3 separate regions of the Mus musculus genome follow, and all the other regions are linked to region 3. A link is a loop called in an ENCODE intact Hi-C map of the cell type or tissue named here. Cell type or tissue: heart. All regions are shown on one strand.

Region 1 (8,000 bases), 910 kb before region 3:
GAAATGTTATAGTACAAATAATGCATGTGTTCTATTAAATGATATATTTTTGTTTCCGTTGAATAATTTTTTAAAAAAATGTTATGCTTAAGGGAATAATTACCTCTTTAAAGCCAACACATAAGCCAGTAAGGTGGCGTAACGGGTGACACTGCTACCTGCTGAGGCCCTGAAGTCAACATCTGGGGCTCAGGTGGTTGGAGGGGAGAAACGATTCCCACAGATTGTTTTCTGACCTCCACATATTCACTGTGGCTCCACAGCAGTCCCCCCTAAACATAATAAATTAAAACTTCATTTTCAAATATATTTCAGATTTAGGGTTGCATTTTCAATTTGTTATGTAAATTTACTAAGTTTACTGCATGGCTACTTCACCTGTTTGATAATTAGGCACATATGTTAAGACAATTTTTTTTTCTCCTTTATTTTTAAAAATCTTTACAATCTGTAAGAGGTTTTTAGACTTTTAAAGAGGGTTATCTTTTTGTAAACTACTATAGAATTGTATGGTAATTTTTATTGCTCATTTTTTAGAAAGATAAATGTTCTATAATTTTTATCAGCTTCTGAAAGGGTTCCCTGACAAAATAAATAATTAATTAATTAATTAATTAAAGCTTAACCGAAAGCATTTCTTTAAAGGTTTACCCCAAATAAAGACTATTAGCAGTTACACTTACCAGTCTAGTATTTAAAATCAGAGCCAAGATCTTCAGTTTATTGTTTGATGTTGTTGATTTTATCTTTATACTTGTTGTAGAACAATTTTCAAAAAGAAAAGTAAACATAATTACAATTTCTTTTCTTACATTCATATAGACAATGAGTTACAAGGCACTAATAGTTCTGGATCCTTGGGTGGTCTTGATGTTCGCAGAAGAATCCCTATAAAGCTCATCTCCAAACAAGCCAGCAAAGTTAAGCCGGCACCTCGGACTCAAAGGACTGTCAGCAGGATGCCCGCAAAGGCCCCGCAAGGTGATGAAGGTAACTGGTGTAAACTGAAATGAGTGTAAACTGAGTTGTCAGGTTGGAGATGGCTCAGGGATTCAGAGCACTGAATGCTCCTCCAGAGGACCCAGCTTCAGTTCCCAGCACCCATATGGCAGTTCACAACTGTGTGTAACTCCAGCACCCTCACGTAGTCATACATGCAGGCAAAACACCAATGCACATAAATACAAGTAAAATTTTAAAAAGAGTTCTCTTGTTTATCTGAGTGTATCAAGTAATCCATCTGATTTTATTAAACCTATTTTAGAATTAGTTTAGTTCTATCCCTTTTTAAGCGCCCTTCCCCTGGTATTGCACAGAGCATTACATTAAAAGTAAAATTTGTTTTCACGGTCCTCTATAAAACTGATGCTAGTGCCCCTTAAAAAAAAATCTTTCAAGTAAGCTGGGTGGTAGTAGTGAATGCTTTTAATCCCAACACTCCAGAGACAGAGGCAGGTAGATCTCTGAGTTCAAGGCCAGTCTGGTCTACAGGGCAAGTTCCAGGACAGACAGGGCTACACAGAAAAATCTTGTCTAGAAAAACCAAAAATAAAATATAGTTTTACCCAGGTGAGGTGGCACATGGCTGAAATCCCAGCACTTAGGAAGCTGAGACAAGAGGATTAATGTTTGAGGACAGACCCTGTCTCAAACAAATGAGTAGTCCTAGATGTTTAGTCTGTAGATATCCTACAATTTATTTTACTTTCTTGTAGATACTTGTTTTGCCGTAATTGTGTTGTAATGTGAATATTAAAAATTTGACTTGAGAAGATGGCCAAATTCTTGAAATGGGTGAGGGTAATTGCCCTAAGCCTGGTGACCCAAGTTTCATCCTAGAACCATTTAAAAGGAAGGAGAGAACTGACCTCCACCCACCACTCTCCATATGTGCAGACCCCTCCCTCCATATCATGTACACAACAAATGACTGTTTTTAAAGACTTGATTTGTACATTTCAGAATATATCAGATCTTGCTAAATTCTTCAGAAAGGGTGTGGTATAGTTTCTACTCACATACTCAGTATTTTGCACTATTAATTTAACTTTTTTTGAGGCAGAACTTGGATAGCCATTCTGCTCTTGAAGGTCAAAAGTCTTGCTGCCTCGGCCTTGTCAGTGCTGTGGTCACAGGCAGGAGCCTAAGTGTGGTTGGATGCCTTTTCATAGTGCTCGCCAGTTCTTGCCTCAGTTCCAGGCTCTGTTTTGATTGCTGCCTTTCTCTTAATTTTGAATTCTTTATAATATTGGCTTTGTTAAATGTCTGTGTAGTTCATTTATCTTTTGAACTTTGTATATAAAATATTACTGTAAAGAACTTGGACATTCTAGGAAGCCAGTTAAACTAGAGCTTGCTCTCTCCTGTTTTTAATATATTCTTTAAAAGGCCTTTCCTAGTTTCATGAATATAAAAACCGCTTCCTGTCTTGCCATCTGTTAGAAGTCAGCAAGCTGGTCTACAGGCCAAGTTTGGTTCCTTTAAAATAGATAAAGTTGCTGTTCAGTTAAGAGTATTGCCTTGTGGCTATTTTCCTACTAGCGTGGCAGAATTAACTAGATTTATATGACCAAGAAAGCCTAAGTTTTGTACTGTGGCCTTTTATAGTAACAGATTGTTGGCCCATACTTTAGAATATTTATGGGTGTGTTTTGTTTTTTTTTTAAGTGATGTTTTGTTTACCATAAATACTGAGTAATTGGTTTTTTAATTCCAGAATAGAAATCTGGCTGTTAACATACATTCAAGTTCTAGAAGATCTGTCTTACTCCTAAATTCTGTTCCGTAAACAACATGGTGATAATTGGTGAGGTTTTATATTAGAGGTGGTTAGTGGAGTTGCTAAGAGCATTGAATAAGAGACTCGGTTATAGGTCTGTTCTTGGCTCTGGCACGTGGCTTATATGGTGGCTGCTGTACCCACAGTATGTTGTCATTTGTAAAGTACTAGAGATGGACTCAATGATCATGAAGACTACTTCCAGCCGGCATTTTAAACTCTAGTTTAAAAATGATATGCCAGTTAATTTCTGTGACAAATGTGAGTTGTCTATTAAAATCTGTGGGAAAACGGTAAGTAAAATTAAGGCCTGGTGTTGTAGAGGTAGGACTCTAGAATACTTTTACTACGTTTTTTATAACTAGTTTTATATACAAAACTCTAAGGGAAGTTTTATAATAACATGAATTTAATATAGGTTTAGTTTTTTGTTTTTGTTTTTTTATTGTTTTAGAGTAGTTTTAGGAATTTTGATTTTCATGTTTTTAGATCTCTGAAAGTTATCAGAAACATTTTTCAGTAAATATATATACTTTTAATTTTGTTATGTAAATAAATATACTTTAAATTGAAATTTGAAGTTGGAAAATGTAATGTAACTTTTTTCTCTCAGAAGGATTTGATTATAACGAAGAACAGCGATATGACTGTAAAGGAGGCGAACTCTTTGGGAATCAGCGAAGATTTCCAGGACACCTTTTTTGGGATTTCAAGGTATAACTAAAAGTGAAAAATTAGAAATTAGGCATTAAGTACTTATCCACTAAGTGTGGATTTTTAGTATGTCGTGACGTGTAGCACACATAAGTCCACTTGCTTGTTTTTACCATCTTCAAAAATAATTTGAATGCTGGGCGGTGGTGACTCACGTCTTTAATCCCAGCACTTGGGAGGCAGAGGCAGGCGGATTTCTGAGTTCCAGGACAGCCAGGGATACACAGAGAAACCCTGTCTCAGAAAAAAAAAAACCAAACAAACAAACAAAAAAATAAATAAATAAAATAATTTGAAGTAATTTTTGGTAGAACCAAGTAAAATCATTAGCTGCTATTTAAGAAGAAGAACAAGCAAATGGAATTATACTAATCACTTTTTACTTCTGTTTATGGTAACAACTTAAGAAATTCTAACCATTTCACTGTGTGAATTGAAAAGTACAGTTGCCTAAAGAGATAATTTTAATTATCACTTCAACAGATAAACATCTTAGGTGAAAAGGACGATACACCAGTACATTTCTGTGACAAATGTGGACTGCCTATTAAAGTCTATGGGAGAATGGTAAGGACAACTAAGATTTTTTTTAATAACTAATTTTATAACATAATAATGTACAAAAAAGCTAGGGGGAGTTTAATAATACCATGAATTTAGTATAATTATTCTTTTTACTGTTTTAAAATAGTTTCAGGAGAAACATGGTAAGATAAAACACATTTAGAGTTCTTTTTCAGGAGCTTTTTACTTGCAGGGACTATTTTAGCATTGATAGGTTCACGTATCTGAAAATAGAAGCAGGTACCAGGCAAGGGGGGATAGTCTTCTAGTCCCAGCATTCTGGAAGTTGAGGCAGAAGGATCGTAAGATCAAGGGTTGCCTTGGGTACATCAGAGTGTAAGGCAATCTGAGCGGAACATGAGATCCTTCTCCACAAAGAAAAAGCAGTGTGTTAGCAGATGGACAGATGGACATGTATTTATTGGAAAAAGAGCCAAAGTTTTCAAAACATTTTCAAAAACTTGTGATTAAAAATGGTTGCTGGGCAGTGATGGAGCATGCCACCCACTTTAATGCCTCATTTAATCCCAGCACTCAGAAGGCAGAGATAAGTGAATTGTTCCAAGACAGCCAAGGCTAAGCAGAGAAACCCTGCCTTGAAAAACCAGATAGATAGATAGATAGATAATCCCAGCACTCAGAAGGCAGAGATAAGTGAATTGTTCCAAGACAGCCAAGGCTAAGCAGAGAAACCCTGCCTTGAAAAACCAGATAGATAGATAGATAGATAGATAGATAGATAGATAGACAGACAGACAGACAGACAGACAGACAGACAGACAGACAGACTCCCTCCCTCCCTCCCTCCCTCCCTCCCTCCCTCCCTCCCTCCTAGCTGCTTCTGGTATATAGTCTTAATAAGTTTTCATTTAACTCCTATGTGCCTCCTGTTGGTAGATCACTGTACTGACAATTAGTATTGAAAATTTCTAATTTGTTCTAGGATGCTTAACTATGATATTTTTGCCTACAGATTCCATGCAAGCATGTCTTTTGCTATGACTGTGCTATTTTACATGAAAAAAAAGGAGATAAGATGTGCCCAGGGTAAGATATGATCATCTTTAGATGTTCTAGTAGTAGTGGCTTATAAGCAAGATGGGTTAAAGGTTTTGGAGTAATGGGACTAGACAAGGATGCAAACGTGCTGGCTGAGCCACTCTGTGTGAACCTGGAGTTAGTTTTCCCCTTCTCTGGAAGATGGAGCTAGCCATTGTCAGTTCATTCAGAGTAGCTGAAATGATGACATCTCTGGGAACAGTGTTGGACAGCAGAGCGGTTTCTTGTTTTCTCTTTTGTGTGTGTCTGGCATACCTGGAAGCAAGTATAGCGTGGTTTGCTGATTGAGAACAACCTCTTTCCAAAGTGAGAATTAACATCTTTTATTATTAATTGTATGTGAATAATGTGGCGGGTGGTATGAGCATGTGCCAGGGTCAGAAGGCAACTTGGTGGAGTAGTTCTCTCCTTCCAACTTCACCTATGCTCAGGGGATGGAACTTAGAAGAGCAGGCTTGCATAGAAAGCACTTTACCTGCTGAGCTGTCTCACTGGCCCCAGGATTAGAATGGTTGAGGTCAGGTCCCCATTTGACTATTGATCAGCTGTGTGGTACAAGTGGCTTTATAGCTATCGGCTCCCTGTATTCTTTTTAAGATGAAGTAAGGATTAATGAACAGTAGAATTGGCATATAATAAACACTACTATTCCTGTTTTCCAATAACCCAAACAGGTGTGTTTTGGGTGATAACGACATCATGATAGACTCGAAGTTATACATCATGGTATCTGTCTTGGGATAGCTCTATAATAAAGTGAAAATTTATATTAATTTGGAACCCCTGATAAGAAAGCCTTGAGAAAAATGGAGTGAAACTTTGGATTAGCTCAAGGGTTTCCAGATCCTCTAAACCTAAAATTGAAAGTACCCCAAGGAACACCATTGATTGTTAACAAAACTATAAACAACTGTAAGAAAAGATTTCCCCTCTGTGGTGCAGGATATGGGCTTTGCTAAGAAAAAAAGGGGGTGATTTGTTAATGACCCAATGACAACTGATTTTCTTGGTATATTTCATTAGGTTTTTAAAGTTATAGATTATGAAATATATACTGTGTTTAAAAGATACTACTATATGTTCTATAGAGTTATAATTCAGAAGAATATAAAATTTGGAAGTATATATTGTAGCCTTTGTTGAAGTATTTCTCTAATGCCTTTCCCAGCCCAGTGTTGTGCATTAGCTTAATATAACATGTGATTGTTCCATTAAGATAAAGAATTAAAATGTAATGCAACATTAAATGTAGTGAACATTAAAAGATTCTCTCTTTTACATAGATTTTTTTTTTAATTTATTTACCTATATTTTATGTGCATAGGTGTTCTGCCTGCATGCCTGTCTGTGTGAGAGTGTCAGATCTTGGAGTTAACAGACAGTTGTGAGCTGCCATGTGGGTGCTGGGATTTGAACCCAGGTCCTCTGGAAGAGCATTCAGTGCCCTTAACTGCCAAGCCATATCTCCAGCCCATAGAGGTTTCACTATTACTATTTAAAAGTGCAATTTAGTTTTCAGGTAACTAAATGTGTTCTAGTATGCACTTCACCAGTGTAGTCTTTAGCTATCTAGAGAGAAACCTGTCTTAATTGTCAAACCAAGGGCAGGAAATAAAGTTACCAACCAGAATTAATTTAAATAGTATATGCTACTGCTTTTGGGCATCATGCAAAAGAAAAGACCTTACCCTATTTAGCATGGATATGTTTCTGACTGTGTAGTAATTAGATGGCTGAAAAGCAAGAAATGTGCAAAGTGGCCACAAATTAGAAGCACCCTAGCTCCTACAAGGAAAAGAGACAACTCCCTGGTTGTAAATGATAGATCCTTTGCTTTGTCATTCTTCTATGTAAATCATACTATAGTTAGAGAATATTAATGAGCTGTAAGTATTGGGAAATAGAAGGTCTCTTAAGAAATTCTATTTTGGTGTTTAGAGTTCTGAGGTAAAAATAGTCTCTGGTTGGTAGAGATGTTGATGATTAGTTTCTGATACAAATAGAAAATGTTAGAGGTCCACTAACAGTAATTCAATACTCACTGTTAACTTTGCAAGTATATTATATTTTAAATTAAAGCTTAAATTAAATGTGCTGTTTGTGTTTTGGCTTTAGTAAATCATTTTTTTCTTCCTGTTTAGATGTAGTGATCCTGTGCAGCGGATTGAGCAGTGCACACGAGGTTCTCTCTTTATGTGTAGCATTGTTCAAGGATGCAAGAGAACATATCTGTCTCAGAGAGACTTACAAGCTCATATCAACCATCGCCATATGAGAGCTGGAAAGCCCGTTACCCGTGCTTCACTTGAGAATGTTCATCCTCCTATTGCCCCCCCACCAACTGACATCCCCGATCGGTTCATAATGCCACCAGACAAGCATCATATGAGCCATATTCCTCCAAAGCAGCACATCATGATGCCACCGCCTCCTCTGCAGCATGTGCCACATGAGCACTATAATCAGCCACATGAGGATATTCGTGCTCCTCCGGCAGAATTGTCCATGGCTCCACCTCCACCTCGTTCGGTCAGTCAGGAAACCTTTCGTATTTCAACAAGAAAACACAGCAATTTAATAACGGTCCCTATTCAGGATGACTCCAGTTCAGGTGCTAGAGAACCACCACCTCCTGCCCCAGCACCTGCTCATCACCATCCTGAATATCAGGGTCAGCCCGTGGTATCTCACCCTCATCATATTATGCCTCCACAGCAACATTACGCACCACCCCCACCTCCTCCACCACCAATAAGCCATCCAATGCCACACCCTCCCCAGGCTGCAGGTACTCCTCACTTGGTATATAGCCAAGCTCCACCTCCACCAATGACCTCTGCTCCACCCCCAATAACCCCTCCCCCTGGACATATTATTGCCCAGA
Region 2 (8,000 bases), 650 kb after region 3:
TGCTAAGAAACTAGAGCCAAGGGTGTCCCTAGGACACGGTCAGGAGCCAGGGAACTTGCTGTGAAGTTCATAGTTCATACACTCCTGGCAATGCTAGTAATGGAGAGCCTGCTGAACACTACCCCAGGCTCTTCTCCAGTCTTCAGGCAAGGGTGATCGTGCTCCCCAGGGGAAGGTGACTGAGTCTACGTGGGGAGTCTGGAGGAAGCTGCTCTCTCTTTGGTGCCTTATTTGGAGATAAGGTGCTGGTAGATGACAAACTGTGAACAGCTCTGACAAACAGGACAAGATATGCCAGACAACAACATCCATCTCCATACCTATGGGTGCCTCTTGGTGTCTCGGTAACAGCATTATTTGGGAATTTCACCCATGTGCACGAGTCAGCAAGTGCTGGCTACCAGAGCTCTGCAAACCTCCTCCGTCCCACATAGGCCTGGCACACCTGAACATGAAAATTACCCTGTGCTCCTTCGGGAAAGCTGTTAGCCTACAAGGTCGACTAAAATAGCTAGTCTAGACCATATCACAAGTCCAAACACATTAGAGGCAATCAGAAACTAAGCAGGAGCACCAGGCCTCTGACAGACTGACAGAGGCCTAGGAGGCCAGGCCCTGACTGCTCTGGGGCCTATGCATGGAATCCAGAGCTCTCCCAAATTCATAGCTTCGGTCCTTCCCGTACCAGGGCTTCTGCCACACCACCAGTCTATAATAACTCCCTGGCACTGGAGTGCCCTGGAATGCCCAGCAGATGTTATTTTTTTCAGGCTCAGTTCCCATGACCTCAATAACGGAGGCTTCAGGGGGCAGAAAAGGATGTGAAAGGAGCAGACAGGCTGTCAGGTGAGACACCCAGTGCCTACAGAAGAACCCAGTGCTGCCTTTTAAAGGCTATTTCCCCAAGAAGGCCAGGGTACCAGGCAGCTGTTTCTACCAGCCTTCCAAGCTACAGAGAGAAGCAGGGTACCACCTTGAAATTCCAGATGCTAGAGAGCAAAGCCAGTTCTAACCTAAGACCACTGTGAAGCCCCAAACAATCTGGCATTCTCTCAGGTCAAAACATAAGTATGAAACACTGGGGAAGGGAAGGACTGGATTTGGTCTTCGGAGAGGTTGAGTGGGGGTGGGGCTCTTAGGCAGTGATTCCACTGCCTTGGGGGATGGGGGCTTGCAAATTAACATCTTTTATGTCCAATTTCTACTTAACCATTGTTCCTTTGTTTCCTTTCTCAGCTGTACTTAAAAGAGGGCTCTAACTCTGGGCCTCCATGCTAAGGCAAGCTCTCTACCACTGAGCGATACCTTTGTCTCCTATGTAGAAAAATATAAAATATCAACATGTACATGAGAGCAGGAAGTGGGCCGAGAAGCTGAAAGAAAGCAGTGTTTTATGTGTGACTGCCCCAAAGCGCCACCTGACGCATACCAGCCTGCACCCAGACACAGAATGAAGCTAACTTTGCATGAGTTCTGTCAAGTGCTTACCTGGTACACTGGAGTCAGTGATACCAAGTGTTATTGTTACAAAAACCTTTCAGGAAACTTTCAGACATCCATAAAAGTACAAAGTTTGAATTTCGGCACACATACCTTCTGGGGAAATCTTTCAAACAGCATCTCTGGTGTTTTTCTGGAAACCTTATACACCCCTTGCTGCATTTAATTTTTTAAATTACTTTTTAAAAAGTTTATTCCTGTATATGAGGGAGGGGAGGAAGGAGGGAGGGAGGGGCATGTGGCATGCATCTGGAAGTCAGAGGGCAATTTGCAGGCAGGAGTCAGGTCTCTCTTTCCACCATGTGGGCCTTAAGACTCAGGTTGTCAAGCTTTGCTGCAGACCTCTTTAACCACTAAGCTTGCCCCCGCCCCCCCACCCCTCCACACACACACTAAATTTTTATGTGGCATGGTAGCATACAAGGCAGAGTGGGGGGACTCCTGCTGGGTTCTACAGCACTCATGTAAAAACACTGCTGCAGAAAGCAACTAAGAATTGGGAACAGTCTGAGAATCTGACTTTGCCCAGATGTGAGAAATGACTCTAGGGTCCAAGTTTTGGCCATTGAGTCACTACAGAAATTCTCTGTATTTGGAGACGTTCCACTCTGGCCCAGTTTAAAAAGTTTATTGGTTTAAAGCACACTGTCTGTCCTCTCAGATGCAGCCTTGGCTGACCATCCACACCCTCTGGAATGGAAGCCTTATTTAGCTCTCTAGAGGACTAGGCTAGGCATTCCCACCCCAGACTGGCCGCGTGCGGCCCGCACAATCTCCCCCAGAGGAAGTAGGACACCCATGCACTTTTAGAAGTGAGAGCCCTGACCGACCGCCCACTCCTTGAATAGTTCCCTCAGATTTTTATAACTTTCGCAGGCATCCTCAGAGATGCCAAAGTCCTCCAGCCCAGCCACAAAAAAGTGAAAACTCTTTTTGGAATGCAGAAGTGCAGCTGCAGGACCCTGAATTACAGTTGGCCCCTAAACGCATGCCTTCCTTCACAGAACCAAATCTCAGAACACACAGAGGCCTGCAGCCAACTCTGCAGCACTGGGATTCCTTCAGATCTGGGGGCTTTCGGTGAAGGCGCAAAGCACAACTCCAGGTGAAAAAGCCAGGAAGTGGAGGACGTCTGCGAAACTGACCAACTGAGTAGAAACAGCAAGAGGAGAGTCCCAGAGCTGCTCAGAACTTGGCCACCCGCACGATGGTGGGCCCTCCATGGCACCTGGAACGCCAAGCTTCTTCCAAGCAAAGAAAAAGCTCCTTACAAGGGCTGCGCCCAACAGAGTCCTCAGGACACCCAGCGAACTTGAAGGCTCCAGCGCAGAAGCCGATGGGAGTACACTTGGCGCTGTGGCGCCGCGGGACCCAGAATCTGCAAGAGGTTTCCTTGGCGCAGGGTGATGTGGGGTGGGCATCCTTCCAGAAGGAGGAGAAAGGGGGGCAGGTACACTGATGGAGAAAGAAGGGGTCGGAGGAGGGACGACCCAACCCCAGGCCTGCGCTTTAGAGAAGAGAGAGGGAGAGGAACCCCGAGTGGAGAGAAAGTTGAGAAGACACCGGAGGGAAGGCCAGGCGGGGAGGGCTCGAGAGACGCGCGGGGCTTTCCCTGGCGACTCCCTACTACTTCCCGGTCCAGCGGGAGATTCCGAGTTTGAACAAAGGCGGCTCCCCAGGCCGCGCGCTAAGCGCTCAGGTCCGCCCCTGGCGTCCTAGCCAGGACGGACAAAAGGCCCAGCACACCCTGCGCCGGACGCCGGGGTAGCCCACCTCTCCAAACCAGTACCCCTGCCCCCCAAGATACCCACGCCCCTCGATCCCCCTGAATCGCACGTCCCGCAGACCCCAGCGCCCTCCGGGCCGCACTCACAGGATGGAGGTCTGCGGCGCCACGGCGGGCACGGCCTCCAGCAACAGATGCATGCAGCGCACGGTGGTACGGAAACACAGGCAGCGGCTTGGACAGCCTGCCCCTTGCTTCGAGGCGACCACCGCCATGGCCCACCAGGCAAAGCACAGCAGGAGCGCCAGCAGGCAGCGGCGCGTGGGGCGCACGGCCATGGCAGATGGCGCGGACAGGAGCTGGCACGCGTGAACAGCAGCGGAGGAGGCCTCGGCGGGCGCGTCCACCGCCGGCTCCCAACTGAGCCCTCCGGTCCCCGGCCCACGTCCCAGCTGTGCGCGGGGGGCGGGGAGGGGGGCGCCAGCTGTGCACATGCGCGTGGCTCCGCCCCCTCTTAGCTTCGCAGAGGGCGGGGGCTGGGCAATCACCAGGGCCTTGGTGTCTGAACCTAGCGACCCTTCTCGGAGGTGCAGCAGGGCCTCCTTGGACTGCAGGACCAGTGCACACAGACTCCACTGTGGGGGGCTCCTAGAGGTGCAGAGGTGTCGCTTGGGACAGAGATTGGATCCCTGATTCTGCTTTTAAAACTGCAGTACCACAACAAAGTTACCCCACATCCCTTTATCATCCTTTCTCCCTGTATCCAAGGGTTTTGTTGCTAGTAATACCTTTTTTGAATACTTACAAATTTTGTTGTGTTCTAGGAAGTGAGCTTTCGCGGCACTGCCTCTTTTGCCTCCGTGCCCACCACTGTTCCCACACAAAACATCTATCTCTAGTTTTCCTCGTTCCTACTTGAGAAACTGAGGCACAGCAACCTCCCCACCCCCCAGTGCACAGCTTGTGGGAAGGCTGTGCTGCAGAAATAGAAGCTCCCTAGCGAGAGATTCCTGAGGTCTCCAACATTCACCGCCAATGAGGAACCCTTGTGGGGAAGATGGGATGGCTTTTGCGTGGACAGCGTTAAGACAAGGGAAGCCCTGAGGTTAACATCAGAGTGTACTCTGCAAGATTGAATGCTGACACTTTATACAGTTCTCTGATTCTCCCTGGGGTTCCAGTCTCTCCATTCTTCAGCCAGGAAGGCCAGGTTAGGCAATACAACCAAGGGAGCAGAGGTCTTAAATGTGAGGTTTGGAACTGGAGCCCAGGTGTGACAGTTGATCCTGATTCTCAACTTGATTGGACTGAGCACCTAGGAGAGTATAAAACTCAACTCTGGGGGAATTTATAGAAAGTTACCTAAAAGGAGAAGACCTACTAAGAACCAGAATGACACCCATAGGTTGGCAGTGTAATAGGATAGATGGAGAGGAAAGTCCAACAGCCCAGGTGTTCCTTCTGTGATTTCTGGCTATGTAAAGGGAGTTACCCAGTTCTGCCAGGCCTTTCTGGACAGGCAGACTGAAATCTCTGAAACTCTGAGCCAACACAGATCTTTCTCTCTTAAGTTTTCCCTCCGTGTTTTGTTACTTTATTGAAAAAAAAAAAAAACAAGACACCAGATGTATCTTGACCTGCAAACTACTGTGTTTCCACTCTGACTTGGGCATCAGGGTACTGCCCAGGGATGGGGTCACACTCAGGCACTGTCAGGAGACTTCCGATGCACTGTGCCAGGCTGTACGGTGGGGGAACTGGAGGCTGTTGGAGGAGGCTCCAGTTCCTAGTCACTGGGATCTCTCCATGACTGGAATACCTCCGACCACCTGCAGCATGTATTCCAGAGAGAGATCGGGATTCAGGCCTTCCTGCTAAACTGCCAGCATGCTATCACTTTCCAGGCCACACTCCTGAGAGTAAGAATCGTTCAACCCCAAAGCCTCCTGAGAGGCTGCCCACCCCAGCAGAACAGACCTTCACTGCCTGGAGCTCCTGCAGAAGCAGATCTAAGTTTCCATGAGGGCAGAATTCCCAGGTATGTATTGCAGCCGAGATGAGCACAGGGCAAGATGGAACAGTCAAGCCCGTGTACTGTGATAGAAACCAGACTCCTATCTGCTGCAGTTAGTACAAGTCAGGAGCCCGATGGACCCTGTCCAGTACAAGACAGCGTTGCCTTCAACGGCAGCTACAAATCCAGGGTCCCTAGGCCACATGCCTCACCGACTTGTTAGAAAATCTTAGTCAAGTGTGTGATACCAGAAACCAAAATAAATCTTTTTTCCTTAAACTCTGCACTTCCCCCCTTAACCCTTGGGTAGTCCCCACACTGTGATTTTCCATAGCCTGGAGATTATCATCCCTGCAGGCAGAGCTCATCTCCTGTGTTAAGTTCTTACCAGGCGTATCAGTCCATGTTTCCAGCATCACGCTGGTACAATAGTCCCACTCCAGACATCTGAAACACTCCCAATCTCTAGCACCCACAGCAAGAGCTCCATTTCCAGGTGTCACAAAGTAAAGCTTTGCCGTTCAGTGCAGCCGCTTTTTCTTAAGCCATCTGTGACGTTTGGTCTTCTGTGTTCATTTGGCTGGAAAAAAGCCTCCTGTGACTTTTTAAGAATAGATGCTCCCCTGCGGGTACTTTGTTGACGTGGTTAACGCTGACCAGTGGGCTTCGATTAGAGAGAGGAATCTCACAAATGTGTTTGATGTTAGTAAATCTCCTCAGTCTTGAGAGGAAAACCTGGATTTTCCCAGAGAAGAAATTCTGCTACAAAAGCCTGAGGAGGTGGCTTGGTCAGGAAAGCACCTCTCTTGTACAAGCAGAAGGACCTGAGTTTGGCCCTCAAATGTCCGTGTTTAGCCTGGTGTAGTGGGAGAGGTCTGTAACCCCAGCCTGTGGGCTTTGGTGGAGTGGAGGGAGACAGGTGGCTCCATGCAATTTGCTGTCCACCTAGTCTAACCAGTCAACCTTTAGCCTGTACATGCATACATGGGTACAAAACCCACAAACATGCATTATACACAGAGACACAAAAAAATATAAAAAAGATTCTGCTGAACAATCTCTCCTGCCTCAGTTTCCAGCTTCTCACTTTTCCTTAAAGGTCACACTAAGCATTTTCTTAAAACAGTTACACCCATCCATCTACCTGTCTATCACCCATCTACCTATCACCCATCTACCTGTCTATCATCCATCTACCTGTCTATCTACCTATCACCTATCTACCTGTCTACCATTAATTTACCTGTCTATCATCCATCTACCTATCATCCATCTACCTGTCTATCACCCATCTACCTATCACCCATCTACCTGTCTATCATCCATCTACCTGTCTATCTACCTATCACCTATCTACCTGTCTACCATTAATTTACCTATCATCCATCTACCTGTCTATCATCCATCTACCTGTCTATCATCCATCTACCTGTCTATCATCCATCTACCTGTCTATCATCCTTCTACCTGTCTATCATCCATCTACCTGTCTATCACCCATCTACCTGTCTATCATCCATCTATCTATCACCTATCTATCTGTCTATCATCCACCTACCTATATAGTGCTATCTATCCTTCTTTCTGCTCTTTCAGCAATTACCCACTCACCACTCAATTCATTCATCCACCTACTTATCTACCCACCCACCCTAGACAGGTAGATGGATGGGTATAACTGTTTTAAGAAAATGGTTAGGGTGGCCTCTAGGGAAAAGTGAGAAGCTGGAACCTGAGGCAGGAGGGATTGTTCAGCAGATTTTCTTTTTTATATTTTTTTGTGTCTCTGTCAAATCACCCCCTCATTTTTTCCTTCCCTTCCTCACTGACCCATCTCCCGCACTCACCCTCCTGCCCACTTATCCAGCCACTTAGCCATCCATCTACTTCCCCTCCCTTCCCCCATTGTGTCTGTGTCTCAGAGGATGACTCAGAGGAAATAGTGGCCAGCTTTTCAGCTCTGCACAATGAAGCATGGTGGGGACTCAGAGCCAGGGCCATGACTAAGGAACGAAGGGTTGTGTTTTCCCAGCAAAGTTCTTACACTGGATCCCTTCACACACTTTTTGATCATCATCTCCTTCGTGTGAACACTGGAGGCTCGTGGGAGTCTAACATCTCCAGACTGGCCTTCGGGTGAGTTTTCTGATGGGCGAATTCCCATTTCCCTCTTATAAGCACATTCCAAGTCCTTCCATCTGGCCTGCAACCTGTTTCTTATTCCACAGAAAACATTTCTTTCTGGTGCTGATACTCAGGCAAAGAGACAGAAATACTCAGTGAAGGCGTGTTCTAACACCTCCACCCAGTGAGGGTGCTGAGACACCGTGAACAGCGGCTGTCCCACTGCCCGCTCCCCTCCCACTATTCCTGGTTCATGACATCCATTTATCGTGTGGTCTTTCAACCATGCAGGTGTTTTCAATATAGAGCCTCATGACAACCTCTGAGTCAAATGTCATCAGAGAGCTTGAGTCAAAGCCTGGGCCCAAGCAACCCCCTCCCTTCCATGAGCTCACCTTCAGGATCCTGGTGGGAGGTTTAGGCTTAAATACAGGACCGGAAACAATGTATAACTAAGGGGTCCTAGCCAAGGTGTGGTCCCACCCCTCAGTGATCCAACGCTGTCTTAGCTCTGTTTTGTGTTTTTTGCAAGGTAGGCTGACAAGTTGTCAGAACTGTGTAAGAGCTCTTACCTGTAGACAAGCCCCCTGCCCCTCCCCTGCTGCCAGGCAACAGGGCCTCAGCCTTTCTCTTACC
Region 3 (8,000 bases):
AAGCCTATCTTCTGGAGAGAAGAAAGATCCCAGATAGTCTGACTTATTGAAACAAAGCTGAGAGCATGTGCATGTGTGTGGTGAGAGGTCAGGAGGACACTGACCAGAAGAAGGGACAACACACATCTGCTGTGGCAAGGGGCCCACAGGAGGGGCTACAGAAGAGGCTATGGGCACCAATACAGTTCTGTGCTTGCTCCTGAGTGACTAAGGACACACTGGAACATTGGGAGTCATCTGCTCTGAGACAGGAGAATCAGTTAGGACAAGTCAGGCGCGAGGGTTGCGGCTGGGGAAGCAGGGAGTAACTGTGGAGGCTCTGGCACTGTGTAGGTATAGGACAGTTGTTTTCAAGTGAAAAGGGGAGAGGGCAGGAGGAAGGCCAACTTCCTCTCAAATAATAGCACATGCTCAATATTCTCTCAAATTCCCCCTTATTAATATTCCCAGTGTTTTCTCGCAGGCTGTAATTATTGGTCAGCACCTTTAAGAGCTCACGAGGGACAGTCAACCACCAATGAGGAGCTTTTAACTATTCTAATAAATACAATTATTAGTTTTTGGTCAAAAACAAGAAAATATTTAACTAATTTATTTCTTAAGGCCTAACCCCATATGTATAGGCTGTTCAATATTTATGTGGCCACGATTCCTGGCGTCCTCAATTTCCCTGTGAGCTTCATCTTTTCTTTAGAAAGTGCCATGTGAAAGTGCCACTGTGGAGGAAGACTGAGGCAGAGGCGAGAGCATGAGAAGCCAACTTTACCTCCAGTTCACTGCAGCCACTTCGTTGATGTACTCGGCACTATAGACTAACACTACTAAGAAAACATAGAAAACTTATGTTAGAATTTTGTGACCAATTACAATCACTAGAGAACGAGATAATAGATCTTTACGTGTTCAACAGAATACCAAAACCAAATGTAATTCCTATTTTAACTATGATATGGTAAGGACTCTAAAATTGTCAAGTTATAAAATATGCCCACTTAATAGGAATCAGAAAAAGATCAACACATCTGTGACATGCCAAGGGTCTTACCCAAACTCCCATGAAGCCGTTCTATCCTGGCAGGACCACCACCAGGATCCAGGTGCAAATCTCGGTCTTATCACCTCAGCATTTGTGAAGAGGAAGTAAGCAACTGCAGTGGTTTTTTATTCTCTGAGATTGTAATGAGCCATAAAGCATACAGAGCACACAGCAGTGTCTGGGGTTCCCCAAGAACTCCTAGGGTTATCCCTCTCCAAACTGCAAGTGCATGCATTGTCCTTAATCTTAAGAAGTTGATCCATCTTTCAAGGTCCTTCCCCCGAGACTGCCGTGCACACTAGCTCTGCACCAAGTTCTCAACCTGGCCCTCTCACCTGCTCACCCCTATGCCTCTCCACTCTGCCTGCAGAACTCAGGCTCCTCCATATAGTCCCATGTACAGACCTCAGTTCTTATCAAAAGAATCATTACAACTGGCACCAGGACAATTAGAAAGCTTCTATGGTTAACTACTGAATCCCAAGTGTCCCCAAGGAAGCCATGCTAAGTTTAGGAGTCTATTTTGCTTACCAGTGTAACCCCAAAATTTCTCAGGTAAAATATTCCAAATGAAGAATGGACACCTTTCTGTTGTAAGCTCACATTTCCTGCCTCTCGGTTCCCTGGTTAACTGTCTAAAATCAGCTTTTCCACTCATCAAGAAAACTCTCCCCACCCTTCCAGTGTCCACAAAAATCAAGTATTTACCCTGTAACCACTCAGTTTGGGACACTTTGCTCCTGGGGATTGTGGTATCTGACCTATGAGCCAGCTTCCTTCCCATGTCCCACCCTGTATTTTGGGGGCTCTGAACACTTATTTTCACTGGGGCCAGACCTCACACCTAGGCCAGTCAGCTGTTACTCATCTTTTCTTCCTGACATTTTACTTTGTATCCTTCTGACCCAACTGAGGGGCCCAAAATAGTGAATGTCCCCATTTGGCCAAGTACCAGAACTTTTACTGTGTGCCTGTTTCTGTGCAATAAAGACTCTATCTTTCTCCATTTCACGTACCTAATTAATCCCTACATAGAATTCCTAAAGCCATTATCTTTAAAAATAACCAAAAGTAATATTATATGCATAGTCTGATTTCCAGAGCAGGCAGTATGGGACTAACCCCAGCAAGAAAACATCTACATGAGAGATAAATTGCACTGAACTCAAAGCAGGAATTATCTGTGTAAGAGTCAGCATAAGAGAATCAACATCTTAGTGTACAGATGTTTGGCATCCTTAGTGACCAACCTAGAACATGTCCAAAGATTACTTCATGATCTCCATATAGAAATGAAGGCTTGGGAAACGCTGTGAAAACACAACGCAAACAAACCCAGGGGCAGTATCGCAGCAATGAGAGTGAGCAGAGGGATTCAAGGTTCTCCTACTCACCCAGACACAGGAAGTGCCCGATCTGTAGCTTATACCTCTGTGAGGAGAAGCAAGTGAGAAGGAGGCACAGCAGGTGGAAGGCAAGGAGTCCTAGGAGCCACGGCTCTGTCCAGTCTGTCTCCTGTGAGGAGATAGCGTTAGAAACCTGGAGGGCAGCGAAACGAAACTGCTTTCCTGTGGGGAGTGGGAGCTACTGGTCCCTTCCATTGAGTTTGGGGGTCTTCCATTGGTGTTTGTATACAACCAGAACTCTCAGACAAGCAGGAGCAAGCGAGAGGAAACAGCGATGCCTCAATTGCAAACACAGTCACAGATTTTTATATAAAGATTTTAAAGTCTGAGCACACAGGATGGAAACTACTGTCCACTTGCCTCTTTGGACTGGGTGAAATCTAGAGGGTTATTATCAACTAAACTAACGAGCTAAGTAAAGTCATGTTAACTTGGAATGTGTGAAGCTGCGTACACCAAGCTCCTCTGTGCATGGAGGTCTGGAAATGAGAGCCATCCTAACCTGCAGAGCTGACTGTCCCTGACACTTCTGCACCATGCAGCCGGCTAGTGTGCTTTGGGGTCTTAAGTACAGTCCCCAAGGCTCCAATCTTTCTGATTCTGTCTCCAACTAATATTAAGTTCCTAGTCCCGACTTCTTAGAGCTTCCCATGCCATTTTCCAAGGGCACGGCTCCGCAAGGCAAGACCAGCTCCTCTATCTGGAGCCCTAAAGCTCTTGGGGACAGCTTGAAGTCCAGTTACTGGGTAACGCTCATCTCTTCTGTGCCACATCGGAAAGACAGCGCACTTGAGAGTCTCTCCAGACACTGGCAGGGAAGTCAATGTATGGCGCTAAGACGCCACCGGGGTGAACACTGGTGTTGGGGACTCAGAGGACGGCCGGTGCGCACCCGGGAGCTGCCCCATCCAGCGGAGCAGGGAGCGGCTTCAGGCAGCCCGCCCGCCCCTGCGCAGTTCTCGCAAGAACTAGCAAACCCCACCAAACGCCGGCGCCACTTAGAGCCTGCGAGTTACCATGATCACCGCAGGGATGCTGACTGGGAAGGATCGGACTGAGTATGCGGACGACATCGCGCCAGGGATCCCAACAGCCGGGACGAGTCCGCAGCTTCCGACAGCCGGGAAAGGCGCTTAGACTTCTCGCGAGATCTACGGGTACGAACCTGGCGCTTGGCTCTTCTCGCGAGAGTTCTGACTTTTTTTTTTTTTTTTTTTTTAAAAGAGCGTCCAACTTTCGTTATTGCAGTAGTGCATTTCTGTAAGAAGTGTCAACGTGCTCACCTAGTTCTGTTTCTTCCAGACTGCCCAGAAAGCGGAGGGTTCGTGGGTTCCACAGATGCAGCCGGCGGCTGGGGAGAGTTTGCCAGGGTCCGATGGCATCCTTGCTCCAGTAGCCCGCCAGGCAGCCGGCAGGAATCCCACTTCTACCCCAGTGGGATAAGGACACCAACCCACCCACAAAACTTTTCACCTCAAATTTGTCTTGCCTAAAAGAAATGCAGGCACAAAGATGAAGCAGAGACTGGAGGAATGGCCAACCAATAACCAGCCCAACTTGAGACCCATCCTATGGGCAAGCACCAATCCCTGACACTATTAATGATACCCTGCTATGCTTGGGGACAGGAGTCTAGCATAGCTGTCCTCTGAGAGGCTCCAGCCAGCAGCTGACTGAGACAGATGCAGAGACCCACAGCCAAACACTGGACTGAGGTCGGAGACTTTTATGGAAGAGTTGGGGGAAGGATTGAAGGTCTTTAAGGGGCTGGGAACCCCACATGAGGGCCAAAAGAGTAACTAACCTGGACCTCTGGGAACTCTCAGAAACTGAGCTGCCAACCAAAGAACACACATGGGATGGACCAAGGCCCCTGAAACATAAACAGCAAAGGCGCAGCTCAGTCTCCATGTGCACACACACACACACACACACACACACACACACACACACACACACACACACAACTGGGGCAGAGGCTCTCCTAAAGCTGTAGCCTGACTGTGGTATCCATAGCCCAACAGGCCTCAGTGGGAGAGGATGTGACTAATCTGGCAGAGACTTGATGCACCAGGGTTGGGGGAATACCCAGTGGGGGCTCACCCTCTCAGAGGAGATAGGGAAGGTGGGAAAGGGTCTCTGTGAGGGGTGACCTGAAGGGGGTAGCGTTTGGGATGTAAATAAAATGAAATAAAAAGTCCCAGGATGAATATAGTGTCAGGTCTCACCATGCTGGATAGATAGCAGCTGAATCCTATAATCCACACAGCCCTTACCCAGAGAAATGGGCTGCCAATGGTGTCTGTACCACAGGATTCCTGTCCCACGAAACCGAGATAGACATTCCATCAATAGGACATAGTGAAGCAGCCCTATCCAGTAGACTGGTGCATATGGTATCTGCCCCCAAGGCCAGCAATGAATATACAGTCAGTACTTGCAGATGTAGGATGGGCACAGTATTCTTCCCCTTGGCCATTCACATCCTAACTCATTGATCTAGAATAGACAAAGATAGTGGTGTTTCTATGGATCTATGGGATAAACATGGCCCTAGTAACCTTGTGTGGCTGGCGATGCTATCCCAATTCTGGGGTGGTAGATTGCTCAAGGGTGACATAACACTGGACAGTTTGGAGTATCCACGATCATGCAGACTGAGCCATCTTACTTTTACACATGTTATTGGAGAAGGGGCAGGCCATGGAATATGAACTGGTAATGCATTGTTTAATGGTTTTAAGTCAATCCACAGGAGGCTGTTAAACACAATTAGTTCATGTGTGAAGTTCTCCTAACTGCTCGTGTAAACAGTGAGGACCCAGGATTCTAAGTCTTTATGTCAGAACATAAACCTGTGCACACGTGCATGGCCTCTGTCATATGATCAGGGCTTGCTCTTTCCCTTGGTGGTGTGATCACTGATGCCATAGCCACCTCCACTAGTCTGAACAGTGACAGTCATAGTCTGTCTTCTTCACCGTTTAATGGGCTCTGATGTAGTAGTCCAATATCCTCCATCCATTTAGCATTGCCCAACCTAAGGCTTCCTCCTCTCTCCCAGAGGCACGCCCAGGCTGTCTTTGTTACCTCCTCTGTACTTTTCAGATTTGGGCTACTCTGCTTCTCAGGTATGTGCTCCACCCAAAGTATGCCTCTTCACCAAAGGTATGGAAATGGGGAAGAAAAAGAAGAGGAGGAGGAGGGGTGGGGGAGGAGGAGTGGGAGGAGAAGCTGGTGGTGGTGTCAAGGTCATTTGGATGTGCTCTAAAGTTGTGCTTTAAGGAACACAGGGCGTGTCCACGATACCCAGCCGAGGACCCTCCCTATTCAGTGGTTTTAGTGTCATTTGTTTAGAGTTGGTGTGTGGGTTAGCTATTCCTGATGATTTTTGGACCGACATCAGTGAGGATATGAAATGAAGAGTAACTGTAGTTGCTCTGTCATGGTGATGGGGTCCACCCTTCTGGCCAATTTGCAACCAAGGAAATTAAAAGCATCCATGATGGTGACATGGGACTGAATTCCTAGGCTGTGGAGTCAGCCATGAGTACCTATTATTAAGCGATCTGCATTGCTTTCCCTGGCTTGCCCCAGCTCAAACTCCTCCACAGGCAGCACATGAGGACTCTTACCTTCATTTCGAGGTACCTGAAGTCTACGATTTCCTCTACACCTGTACTGTGTCCCTGCCGCAGGCTTCTGTCTCACAGACAGTTCTTTATGCCACAGCTAGAGATCTCTCAACACAGACAAGACTTCTCAAGTGCTTCGTGTGAACACTTCACAGCTGTCCTTTGCCCTTGAGACCCCTTACCCCTTCCATTGTCAGGCCAGGCCCTCCTCTTCTGGCCAGGCCCTGTCTTCTTTTCTCAGCGCTCCTCCCTTTGTCCCCCAGCCCTTTGGCTCTGATGCCATGGTGTCCTCACAGTCATCCAGGCCTTTGGAGTCCCCTGGCTGCTCACTTTCACCTCTTCAGCCTTGTCCTCTGTGTGCTGGCGTCTCTGGGCTGCTCTAACAAGGTACCGGCAACTCTGGTGGAAGATTAGAGGGGAAGAAGGATCCCTCGCTCCTGGAGATCAGTGTTCCGGGCTGATGAGCGAGTCCAGCTCCCGAGTGTTCCGGGCTGATGAGCGAGTCCAGCTCCTGAAGGCCCTGGCACACTCTACCGACCTCCTCTCAATCCGGGTGCTGCAGAAACCCAACACACATTTGGTGGGCAGGGTCTTCCTTCTGAGTTTCTTCTTTTGGTTTGAGCCCAGCCTGACCTCCCACAGTTTCACCTAAACATGATCCCATCTGTAGGGACTTCAGTATGGCTACATTTTGTCCTGGTAGGTTCTGGCTACCACTTTCTCATATCTTCCTTGTGACACTGTTCAACCTACGATATGGCTTAACGTTGCTAGTATTTTTACCCATATTATTCATTTATTTCTTGTTGGGCATATGTTTATCTTACTGTTTATTAAATGACTCACTTCTTTGCTATGCAAGCCCAGGACCAAAACCTATCCCTGTCTTCAGTGCACCTTTGGTTTGCAACACACAGTAAGTCTGCTTGCATTTTCCAAATAATTGAATGGAATGAATTTATATATGGATTAACATGATTTCAAAGCTTTACTCCTCTGTTCTTTACATTTTACATGAGAACTATTGAGTACTTTAAAGATTTTTCCCACTTAATTAATATATTCAAGCCCTTCCTTTCCTTATAAACGTTGATAACCAATATATTCCTGGAAAATGTGTGTTTGTCTCACAGTTTCAATTTTTTTCCCATTGTCTTCTGTTTAAATTGTTAGAGGAGTTTTAGGGCAAACCTAGCTCATCAGGGAGTACTGAGAGACTAGACTCAGCCACTGTCTTGATGTGCCAAGGAACGTGATAAGTAATGATAAAAAATAGAGATAAAGGTTTAATCATTTCAGCCATATAGCGAATAGAAACAAGATACAGGAGTTCAGTTGCCCTAAGTCTGTCTTCAGGAAAGTGACATGAGGTTTAAATAAAGGGATAATTAGGGTAGACTGGCGAGAGCTATTCATAAGTAAGCAATTTTGTCAAGAACTGGCAGGGTTGATAATTATCTCAGTTTCAGCAGGTGGTTAGAAGTCCTTAATGAATCAGGATAGAAAAAAAATTAAGGAGACACTGGAAGGGAAAGGAGCCCCCTCACCCCTTCCCTGAAATCTCCCATCCATTGAGATCATGAAAGATGGCTGTCTCTAGGCTTTTATCTGCACTGGTCAGGAGACATGCAGGTCATCATGGTCGTGTTCTGGTAACTGACAACAGTGGTGCTGTTGAGCATCCTCCAGCAGGAGAGCTGTGCTCAGGTGATTTCAGGCCAATACTATTGATGGCCTTACCCTACAAGCTCCTACCTCTGAGCCTTAAAAACTTGTGTGCCAAGTGACTTCTCCAACACTTGTGAAAAGTCGGGTGAACTTCCTGGAAGGTAGCTGAGAGCATCTTAGGAAAGGTTCGTAAGACTAAGACCATATCTGTATCTCTTCCAATGATCTGCTACCCAATGTGCTTGGTTCTGAGGA

Evidence for each region. Peaks named below come from ENCODE experiments on the same cell type or tissue, not always from the same donor. Only the 100,000 strongest peaks of a DNase experiment are listed, where the experiment ranks them.
Region 1: it touches region 3 in a loop (5-fold over the local background); 2 of 42 quality-filtered maps call a loop at or near these places.
Region 2: a loop joins it to region 3, with 2.6 times the contacts of the local background. A loop is called at or near these places in 5 of 42 quality-filtered maps.

What each region holds. Positions count from the first base shown.
Region 1 is chr12:31,487,572-31,495,571 of GRCm38, reverse strand. Cbll1 (Casitas B-lineage lymphoma-like 1) reads left to right here. Exons shown (of 6, transcript NM_001253847.1): 2 at 823-990; 3 at 3,393-3,493; 4 at 3,977-4,060; 5 at 5,031-5,104; 6 at 7,258-8,000. Among named protein-coding and RNA genes, the nearest start is that of Cbll1, 8.0 kb to the left of the region's middle. In heart, a CTCF peak has its summit at 4,990; no DNase peak of the experiment used is centred here.
Region 2 is chr12:29,933,698-29,941,697 of GRCm38, reverse strand. Pxdn (peroxidasin) reads right to left here and starts at 3,662. Exons shown (of 23, transcript NM_181395.2): 1 at 3,374-3,662. The coding sequence starts at 3,564. It overlaps Gm31939 (a long non-coding RNA gene), which reads left to right and starts at 3,711. Exons shown (of 4, transcript XR_001780596.2): 1 at 3,711-5,264; 2 at 7,273-7,376. In heart, CTCF peaks have their summits at 2,288 and 3,198; DNase peaks (open chromatin) are centred at 2,207, 3,137, 3,707 and 7,187; H3K4me3 peaks cover 3,285 bases; H3K27ac peaks cover 3,980 bases.
Region 3 is chr12:30,580,021-30,588,020 of GRCm38, reverse strand. Tmem18 (transmembrane protein 18) reads right to left here and starts at 3,578. Exons shown (of 5, transcript NM_172049.2): 1 at 3,459-3,578; 2 at 2,431-2,551; 3 at 767-821. The coding sequence starts at 3,515. In heart, no CTCF peak of the experiment used is centred here; a DNase peak (open chromatin) is centred at 3,400; H3K4me3 peaks cover 2,118 bases; H3K27ac peaks cover 1,339 bases.